2 separate regions of the Homo sapiens genome follow, and region 1 is linked to region 2. A link is an interaction called in ENCODE POLR2A ChIA-PET data of the cell type or tissue named here. Cell type or tissue: B cell. All regions are shown on one strand. Each heading gives the region's core, and the rest is flanking DNA. Links, peaks and the distances in the headings are about the cores only. Region 1 overlaps CEP43 (centrosomal protein 43). Region 2 holds the start of LOC107986672 (a long non-coding RNA gene).

Region 1 (5,382 bases), core at 216-5,215, 110 kb after region 2:
GCTCTTGCCACTCTTCATCTAACGTGTTTCCAACCTTCTAGTTTTGCAGGCTAAAAACCATGATGCCACTCTGTATATTACTTTTCTCTAGCACTTACTGGCAAATCCTTTTCCATCATTAACGGCCTCCTAACTGGAAACTCTAAGACCAACCTTCCCCAGCAACCTCAGGATCCTTCTGTAATGTACGCCAGATCAAGATCCTCAGGGCTTCCAGTCTCAAAGAAAAGCCGTCCAGCTCCTCATCTCTGAGTCCACCTCATCCGATCCCCATCTTGCTCTCTCTGCTACCCCCAACTCGCCTCCCTGCTGTCTGTTTCCTCTCCCCAAAGCTCCATCAACCCACGGCAACTCCCTTACCTCCTCTAGCTCTTTGCTCACTGGGCACCTCCAAGTGAGGCCCCCTCCAATTTGGACAGCTGACATGCACCTGCCCTGACCACACACTCGGGCTCCCATCACTGCTCTGCTCTCATCACCCCACACACTGCAGCATAACCCTCATTGCCTGACTCTGTCACCAGAGCATGAGCTTCCTGAGGGCAGGAGTCTTCCCTCTTCTATCATTGCTGCACCCCACCCTGGAACAGCCCTGGCAAGTGGCTGACACTCAATCTACACTTACTTGTTGGAATAAATCATGTCTAGGTTTTTCTAAAATCTGGGATTGTTTTACAACATGAAAGGCATTAACAACGCATAGTCAGATTTATGGATCCAATAATTATAAACCTTCCATAGTTCATTATTTTTTAACTATAAAATGAAAACATTTATCTTATTTTTAAACCCCTAGTCTCATAGCTCAAAAACCATTTACTCACAAACCGTAAGTTTTCTCTGGCTTAGGAATGGGATCATCAAAGAAAGAATCTCCTTCCATATCATCTTCATCTGGACAAAGGCCAGCTTTGTCTTTGCCATCTAAAGTTCTGTTGCTTAGAAAAGATCCAATTTTTGTTTCATGGGACAGTAAGTGAAGGCTGCTTTTGCTCTTGGGTTCTGACAAGGAGACACTTGTATCACTCTGATTGGCCTCATCATTGGCCTTCTAGAAAGAGAGGGAAAGAGAAAAGGCCTCCTTGGTGAGATAAAACTTTAAGATATTTTCAATAATAAAAGAAGTCTCATGAGCATAATCAAACCTGTGTGTGTGCAACCTTTGTGTGTGTGTGTGTGTGTGTGTGTGTGTGTGTGTGTTGGGGCAGCTCTCAGCAGCGTGAACTGCAGAGCAATGCCACAATTCATCACTCCATCCCCAGGATTCCTAACATGGCAAACTTTCAAAGGGGGAAAAATATTAGAGAAATATATTAATACCATTCCTTTCCTCTTTCCCTAAATGGAAATACCTTTAGTATACCTATCCCATTTATAAACACTTTCCCATTGAGAAACAATTTCCCATCTCCTCTTCCATATGTCATTGCTTCATAAGTTATCTTAAATTAATACATTTTCAACTTGAAATCAGGAGAGATCATTATTATTAAAGGAGAAAAGAAAGATTATTTCATATGAATGAACCAAGCATTAAAGTAGTCATCAGTAAAAATAGCAATTTTCTATCCAGTGCTAAACACAACAGGCATCAAGGTGAAAGGCGCTGCCTTCAACCACTCATATTTCTAACATAAACCTTTGCTAATCAAAGTAATTATCTCAATTCTAACTTCCAGGGTAACTTCCTAACCTATACCTCATTTTGATGTCCATGGACATATATACGTGTGTGTGTGTGTGTATTTCTCTATGTATATTAACATCAATGTTATAAAAAAATTCTGAATCATCCTTATCCATGCCCTTGGATACAGAGTGATGTTACCACTTTTCTTTTTTGTTTTCAGGGAGTCCTAACCTTCACAGCCGACTTTCACTCCATTCTTGGTCAGATTTCTTTCTGCCCTTAGACGGGTCTATGTTAATAATAATAATGAAAACAAAAAATAATGCTAGTAATAATAAAAGCAGCTGACATTTATGGAGAACATTCAAATGCTTCACCTTATCTCACTGAATCTTGAAAATGGCCCTAGGATCTGGAGATGGCTTTCTATCTGTGGATATAAATCAGGAAACACAGAGACAGACATTGATGTCACTTGTCAAAGTCTCCAGAGAGTTAAGTGGTCAGGTCAATATCAAAGTCAAAGCCTGCTTCCAGAGGTTAACTCAATATTTATGCTATTAAGCTAAATTATAATGAATTTGTGGGCTTTATGGGTTAAAAATGGCAATTTCCCAAAATTCAGCCTTGCATACTAAAGAGAGCAGTATTGTGTAAAATACCCGTGGAATAATAGAAAAAGCACTCAACTGAAACAAGGAATCTGGAATGTAGTCCAAAATTATTAACTCCATTTTTTTTTCTTTTTTTTTTTTTTCTTTTTTAAGAAACAGGCTCTCACTATGTCATCCAGGCTGGTCTTAAAACTCCTGGGCTCAAGCAGTCCTCCTTGCCTCAGTCTCCCAAGTAGCTGGGTTTATGGGATTACAAGCACAAACTACACCCAGTCGTATAATCTTTTTTTTTTTTTTTTTTTTTTTTGAGACAGAGTCTCGCTCTGTCACTCAGGCTGGAGTGCAGTGGGGCAATCTGGGCTAACTGCAACCTCCGCCTCCCAGATTCAAGCGATTCTCCTGCCTCAGCCTCCTGAGTAGCTGGGATTTCAGGCGCGTGCCACCACGCTTGGCTAATTTTTGTATTTTTAGTAGAAACAGGGTTTCAACATGTTGGCCACGCTGGTCTCGAACTTCTGACCTCAAGTGATCCACCCGCCTCGGCCTCCCAAAGTGCTGGGATTACAGGCGTGAGCCGTGAGCCACCATACATGGCCCGTGTAATCTTAAGTAAATTAATTTCCTAGGCATGAGTTTCCTCAAGAATTGAACTAGATTCATATTTTTCAGATCAAATTATATCTAGGAAGGGATGGATGGCTGAGAAAGAATTAAAGAGTAGTAACTACTGAAGCATGGTGACCAAAGTCTGGGTTAGACATTACCGAACAAGACGCTCCTGAAGGATGGTTTCACTTTTCATATGGGTACAGACAGAATGCATTATGCATGTCTTATGATATACGTTTACATCTTTACACCAGGTAGAGGTCTTGACTAGTTGACAGTAGGCAAGATATATGCTGTGCAAATTTTATTGCCTTCTAGAGAGCTACACATTCCATGTTATTAATATAAATTAATGATTATAAAGAGATGTCTGAAAAAATAAATAGCAAGTTATAATTTTAGACAACATATTTTCAAAGGGATGGAAACTTTCAAAAATTTCCTAACAACTTTCTTGACATTTTCCTGGTATTATCAAATATAGAAAAATATTATGTAATTCACAGCAGTTGTAATTTCTGATTTTTACACTGTTTTAATAATGGATTTATGTCTTTTTAAAAGAATATGCATTTGGAAATAAATACCCTGATGTGATATTTAAACATATGTACAATGACACAGCCTGTGGCCACGACAGATTCTCTCCTTCTAAACACTCATGAGAAAGTGCCAAAGAATAACTGGCATGACAGAAACTGAAAAATGTAAATGTAAAGCAATATTATGAGAAACAATAATTATTCTGATTTCCCCAAGAATTCACACTGCCAATGTAACTTAAATCCACATAATGAACTATCTAGTATCAAAGCTGAGCAACTAGTAGGTATCCATGATTATTTGACAGGTTTGACCAATATTCCCGCTATAGACAGAAAGACCAGTTTTAGGAAGACAAGTTTTACGGAGAAGGGCATTACTATATTACACAACACATACTTGTAAACATAACAGAATTATTTTAAAAATATAGTTCTCTTAATCCAGGGAGTAAAAATAAATTCTGAAACAATCTGCTTTGGAACTGCTCTCAAAATCTAGTTCTAAACCACACAGTAACATGTTACTACTTTATAACTATGGCTCATTTTTGCCAAAAGACCATTACCAACTAGGTTATTAATGAATTCACTAAACTTAATTCCAAATAAACTTCACTATTAAAAAAATCTACAGGAAGAGGAGAAAGATTTGTCATCAACACATTTTGCAGATTAAAACCAAAGCACTGAAAACGCTGAGAGCAGTTTCAGTGGCTCCTCCATGTACACAGCAGGTGTACCCGTGTGCACAGCAGGTGTACGCGTGTGCACAGCAGGTGTATGTGTGTGCACAGCAGGTGTATGCGTGTGCACAGCAGGTGTATGCATGTGCACAGATGCTCAACCCACAACAGCGCTTCACCTCATCAACCGTCAAGTGAAAATATCACAAAGTGGAAAACGGGCACTTCATAAACATGAGGTGCAAAAACACAATATCCAAAAAATGCTGGCTATTCAGTCCCCTGGCATCAGAGTGCCTCGTGACCATGTGGCTGACTGGAAGCCGTGGCTCAACGTCACTGCCTGGCCCCGAGAGAGAATCGTACCACCGATTACTGTCCTGGGAAAAGATCAAAACTCAACGTATGCTATCTACTTAATCTATATCACTTTTGTACCATCATAAAGTCAAAAAAGCATAAATCAAACTGTTGTAACATTGGGGACCATCTGTATACGTATGTATACCCGGGAATCTGCTTTAAAAACCCTTATCATGAGTTAAGACGAACTTATGTTACGTACATAAACTTCAGTTACTTGGGTTTTGTATCACCTGGATTTGGCTAAGTTGAAGATTCAAAATGAAGCTAAATAACTAAGGTTAAGTATTGTTTAAAAACTAACAAATAAGATTTAAAAAATATAAGGCCAGGCACAGTGGCTCACACCTGTAATCCCAGCACTTTGGGAGGCCGAGGCAGGCGGATCATGAGGTCAGGAGATCCGAAACCATCCTGGCCAACATAGTGGAACCCCGTCTCTACTAAAAATACAAAAATTAGCTGGGTGTGGTGGCACGTGCCTGTAATCCCAGCTACTCAGGAGGCTGGGGCAGGAGAATCGCTTGAACCAGGAAGTTGGAGGTTGCAGTGAGCTGTAATCGCCGCCACTGCACTCCAGCCTGGTGACAGAGCGAGAATCCGTCTCAAAAAAAAATACACACACACACACATACCATGGCAATGCCTTAGAATTCATTCTCTGGACAAGCACAAAAGTTATGGGTCAAACTGTATCCCACAAATGAAATATGTTGAAACCCCTAACTCCCAGTACTTCAGAGTGTGACCTTATTTGGAAACAGTGTCCACTGCAGATGTATTTAGTTAAGATGAGTCCATTCAAAGAGTAGGGTGGGCCTGGGTCCTAACCTAATGAGTGGTATCCTTGCTGGGGGGAAGAGACACAGAGAAACACAGGGAGAAGTCCATGTGAAGATGGAGGCAAAGACTGGAGTAATCCATCTACAAGCCAAACA
Region 2 (5,382 bases), core at 153-5,152:
GCACAGCTGAACATGCATCCACCATGGGAACCTGCAACCGACTCCTACATGTCTACCCAAGAGACATGGGAGGATTAACACTGGAACATTCCCAGCAGGTTTATTCTTAACCGTCCCAAACTGAAAAAGACCCAAATGTCTGTGAACTGGTGAGCAGATACCCGAGTTGAAGTGTATCCATGCAACAGCATATACTACTCAACCATGAAAAGGAACGGGCGACTAATGCATGCTCCAACGGGGGTGACTCAAAACCTTCGCTCGGTAAGAAATCCAGGCAGAAGAGACCATGCACTGCACCATTCCACCCCTAACATTTCTAGAAAAGGCAAAATAACAGTGGCAGGAATGAAATCAGGGATTGTCATCAGGACGGGAAGAAGGGATTGGCTGGGGTTGGGCGACACAAGGGGCTTTTGTGGTGGCAGAAATGTCCTCTATCCTGATTGTGGGGGTGGCACATGGCTGGGTGCCCTTGTCAAGACCTGTTGAATTGTACCCTTCAATCGGTGACATTTATTGCATATAAATTAGCCTCAATAAAGTTAATTTAAAAGTACCTGCGTACTCTTCCGCGCAAATGTGTTGGAACAGACACTTAGTGCCATAAACAGTCACAGCAAGGATCTGCCGCTGAGCACTGAGGGGTAATGGGAGGTTCTGGGGCAAGAAGAGCTTTTGAGGACTCCATAAGGACAGAGGCGGGGACGGTGGGAAGGAGTGGGCAGTGTGGGTGGAAGGCAGGGGCTTGGGGACAGCGAGGGGGAGGCCTGCAGCAGGGGCGCGGCTCTGGAGAACAAGGGAGCAGGGGCTGTGGGGAGCGGTCGCTGCAGGGTTGGACGGATGCTAGGCCAAGGTGGGGCCAGCGGCACGGGTTCCCAGGTGAGTGGGGCTGGGACCGGATGGGAGGGAGTGACCTCCCCATCACGTGGAGGCTGAGTTGATGACGATGGGAAGAGCAGCGGGGGCCAAAAAGGGAGGGACGGCCCGGCACGCCGTGCACTCGATGCCCAACGGGCCCCCATTTAAGGTAAGCATTTGTTTAACTGCACCGTGACACACAGTATTTTCTGAATTTAAGTTGAACTCAGTTCAACAAATGTTTATGAACTGTCTACGGAGGAGAGGCACTGAAGTGCAGCGATGACTCAACGCGTACTTGAGCTTCAAAAGGCTGCCAGGTAAACAAGTAATTATATAACGGTTCCATGCTAGCAGTCATCACGAGATGCACCCCAGAAAGTGAGTAACTCTTGGTGAACAGAAGGCCAGCACTGGGGCGCCTGTGTGATGGATCCCTGTCGGCAGAAGGAGTTGGGAGGGGGCCCAGAGAGAAGGGGTCCAGAGGGATGGGGGTCCCAGAAGGAGGGGTCCCAAAGGGAGGGGGTCCAGAGGGAGGGTGGTCCCAGAGGGAGGAGTCCCGGAGGGAGGGGGGCCCAGAGGGTGGGGTCCCTGAGAGAAGGAGGCCCAGAGGGAACCAGATACACAGGCCACAGGGCAGGAAGTTCCCGGCAGAGCTATGAGAAGCTGGCCTACTCCGTCCTGTTCATAAGACACTACTTTAATTTCCTTTCATTTATTCTCATGTCAGAATAAGTCAATGAACCAAAATTGATAAATTCCATGTCTCTTAGGATGGTGTTTTGCACGTGTTAGGTATAAACAATGTACAATTCTAGATAATGACAAATTTAATGTCACTGTGGTTAAGAATCAGGATTCTCCATAAAAACGGTGGTTGTCAGGTTCACCTGTATGCCAGCCACAGTCATTGAAAATGATTCGGCCTTCCCCAAGCCACTGTTTTCACAGGAAAAACTGTGTGAATTGTTTTAAGGAAACTGTTTTGGTGACAGATTGGCGTGGGTATCACCTCAACGTGTAAAGAATCCTGTTCACAACTTGCTCTATCATCTCAGATCTCAGGCAGCAGTCACCAGCTCCTTGGAGAAACAGGCTGCAGATTTTCTATTAAGAAAATGTTGATGTGAAGACACTAAGAAGTTTTTTAGTAGATATTTCTGTTCCTTCTTTAATGAACTGAGAATAAGACACCCTGTTATCTACGAGTGGCAGATGAGAGATGCAGGGAAATGTGCTGAGCCCTGTGTCCAGTTCTTGGTGAACCAGTGAACCTACCCTTGCAAAGCAGCCACCTGCAACACATCTCACACTGTCTCTTTGAGGTTCAGCACTTCCTATCTCACACGTGGTCCCTATGACCACCATTCTCACCAGATCTCACTTTGATGTCATTAAATCACATGTAAAATACATTCAGCTCAACTGATTCTTAAAGTGTAATTTTCTTGTCTTTGGAATTTAGATATTTCCCAAACAAGTGGGCAGAGGAATACTTCTAGAGCTTCTGTAGGACACACTGTTCTTTGGAGGAGGAGTTTCAGGGGCTCTAAGAAAAAGTCATCTAATGACACACTTTAGAAATGTCATTTGACTCAATTCGGTTTTGCAGTTAAGAGGCTTCTTTTCCAATATTCAGCTGCCTCAAGTAAAGTGTCGATTGTTGCTGTCTCAGTAACTCATTGTCACCCCCCACCTGAATGTTAGCCTCTCACAGGACCCGGGGTACCCTGTAGGGCGGGCACACTATGGCATGACACCAAATGAGAGACTCATCATGTCTCATCCCCTGAGTATCTCCTTCACCAGGAAGGCATATCTCATTGACTGAGCTTTATCACATGTTCTGAAGACAAGAGAAAGCAGAATTTCTTGATTCCTGTTTGGCACCTCTCTACTCTTTTTTAAAAAAAGCATTTCAAAAATATTCAGGGAATGTTGCAGTGAATTTGCCTGACTCCAGCGAATGGTGCCTGTGAAGTCCAGGAGCATAGAGCTGGTGTAAGGAAGCTCAAAACCCATTTGCAGAGAGAAAGAAGATAATGCCTCCGAATGAGGTAAAATGTTGGCTGTTGGTTCTCAGCAGGGTGTTGAGGGCATTATGAAGCAAGTGCAGGAGCGTCTGGAACGGAAGTGGTGGGCCCTTGGGGGTCAGCGTGGGTTTGGTAACACTCAGTCATGTCACACTGATTTCCAAGCCTTGGTGGTAACAGTCAATAAACTGCAGATCAGGGAGGTGTTACAGACATTGAACACTTACGATAAAATCTGAAACTTATAAGCAATCAAGAAGAGGAACCATGATCCAGGTGCAAGTACAATTAGGTGGCTTGCTAGGTGTCTGGACAATTGGCTCTGTGACACCACTTTGCTGGCAGGCTGGCACAAGGCCCTATGGACACTGCACTGATTTCGGCCTTCAGCTGTGTCCTGCCCATTGCTTCTATTGATGAGAGGGGCAAAAAGAGAGGAGGCAAGTTCATTAGATCTGAAGATGTCAAGAAGCCTAAAAAGATAATTAATATATTGGATGACAGAATCAATGTACAAATATTCTGGACAGAATCAAGCAATGGGTAAATCTAATGTTGTAAAATTCAGTAGGGAAAATAGAAGCTTCTCCACATAGCTTTAAATAAGCAGGCCGCGTGCATTGGCTCACACCTGTAATCCCAGCACTTTGGGAGGCCAAGGCAGGCGGATCACTTGAGGTCAGGAGTTTGAGACCAGCATGGCCAACATGGTGAAACCTTGTCTCTACCAAAAATATAAAAAAATTAGCTGGGTGTGGTGGCACACATCTGTAATCCCAGCTACTCAAGAGGCTGAAGCAAGAGAATCACTTGAACCTGGGAGACAGAGTTTGCAGAGAGCTGAGATTGTGCCACTGCACTCCAGCCTGGGTGACAGAGCAAGACTCCGTCTCAAAAATAAAAAATAAAAATACAAAAATAAATAAGCAACTACACAGATATAAGATGAAAGTGCAGCAGCAGCAAAAATCTTAAGAATTTTATTTGCTAGTAATCTCACCAAGAGGCTAGTTAATCAGTACTATGTGGGCGCAGACATCCAGCCAGCTGGAAAGCCAGCCAGCTCTGCTCACCTCTGGGTACTCTCCACCGTGGTCACTAAGGCTTTCCAACCCAATAATAGATAGAGCGCGGAGGCACCGGACACAGGGGACAGCACTTGTCGGCAGAATCATGGCCCCATGTCACGCTTGTGGTTAGCGGAATCATGGCCCCCTGCCCAGGCCCTGACACAGGCACCAGAACCTGTGTACGTGTTGCCTTACACAGCAAAAGGGATTTTGCATATGCAATGAAGTCAAAGATCTAAGGGCCTGGAGGTAAGCAGAGATCATGCTGGATTATCTAGTTGGACCCACTGCAATCACGAGTCCCTAGAGGTGAAGAGTCCTTCTCCCTGGAGACGGGAGAAGAAAAGATTCAAAGGTGAGAGATTCAATGTATTGTTGCTGGAGTTGCAGACAGAAGAGGGGGCCACAAGCCGAGCCATGTGGTTGCCCTGAGAAGCTAAAAAGGCCCTCTGCTGACAGCCAACGTGAATATGAGGATCTCAGTCCTACAGTCACAAAGAACTGAACTCTGCCCATGACTGGATTGGGCGAGGACCAGATCTCCTTGTAAACATGCAAATAGTACTTACTAGTGGAAAGAAGCCTGGGAACCCCTATCTAAAAGCACAGAATAGCTGGGCACAGTGGCTCACACCTGTAATCGCAGAACCTTGGGAGGCTGAGGTGGGTGGATCACTTGAGGCCAGGAGTTTGAGAACAGCCCAGCCAACATGGGATGCATCTCTCTGCCTAGTGTTTTTGTTATTGAATCATTAGTAAAGTTTGACATTAGGTAAGATCTATAGATCCTATGGATGTCTGCTTTGAAGATTCAAATCCTTGCATTAACACAATCTCTGTATTATTCTAATGCATACTTCAATTTAGGAGCTGTTTCTTCTTAGGGAATTCATGCATCCAGCATCTAAAAGTGAGTTCCAAGAGATGCTCTGGGTAAAAAGAAGGGAGGGAGACAGACAGGGGTGGGAAATGATTTCTCTGTGGCTAGTATATTAAGACATTAATAAGATGCTAACTACATCCTTCCCTAGTTTATTCCTATTAGAGCTTGTTTATCAGTGGCCCTTCAGAGCCCTGCTGGAATAACTCACTATTTCCCAAACCTTCTCACTCACAGAACCTTTTCAGTTCCTGTTCTTTGGAAACACTTTGGGAAATTTTTGAGGCCAGGAGTTCCAAGCTGCAGTGTGTGATTATCGTGTCTGTGAATGGCCACGGCACTCCAGCCTGGGCAACATAGCAAGACCTCATCTCTTTAAAAAAGGTAGTTTATTTATATGATGATATAAATCATATAATCTGACTATATAATCTATATAATTATAGATGTATGATTATATAAACCATATGATCAATAAGTTGACTGTATTAGTCCGTTCTCACACTGCTAATAAAGACATACTTGAGACTGAGTAATT

The links. Peaks named below come from ENCODE experiments on the same cell type or tissue, not always from the same donor. Only the 100,000 strongest peaks of a DNase experiment are listed, where the experiment ranks them.
Region 1: POLR2A ChIA-PET joins it to region 2 with 5 read pairs; 2 of 35 experiments call an interaction of 5 or more read pairs at or near these places.

The regions. Positions count from the first base shown.
Region 1 is chr6:167,018,078-167,023,459 of GRCh38, reverse strand. It overlaps CEP43 (centrosomal protein 43), which reads right to left. Exons shown (of 13, transcript NM_007045.4): 8 at 825-1,051. Among named protein-coding and RNA genes, the nearest start is that of CEP43, 21 kb to the right of the region's middle. In B cell, for the core only: no CTCF peak of the experiment used is centred there; a DNase peak (open chromatin) is centred at 3,019; H3K4me3 peaks cover 618 bases.
Region 2 is chr6:167,126,995-167,132,376 of GRCh38, reverse strand. All of the region lies in intron 1 of CCR6 (C-C motif chemokine receptor 6), which reads right to left. It overlaps LOC107986672 (a long non-coding RNA gene), which reads left to right and starts at 5,050. Exons shown (of 2, transcript XR_001744470.2): 1 at 5,050-5,228. RefSeq lists an enhancer at 2,924-3,113. In B cell, for the core only: no CTCF peak of the experiment used is centred there; DNase peaks (open chromatin) are centred at 1,176, 2,176, 3,059, 4,396 and 1 weaker place; H3K4me3 peaks cover 710 bases; H3K27ac peaks cover 5,000 bases.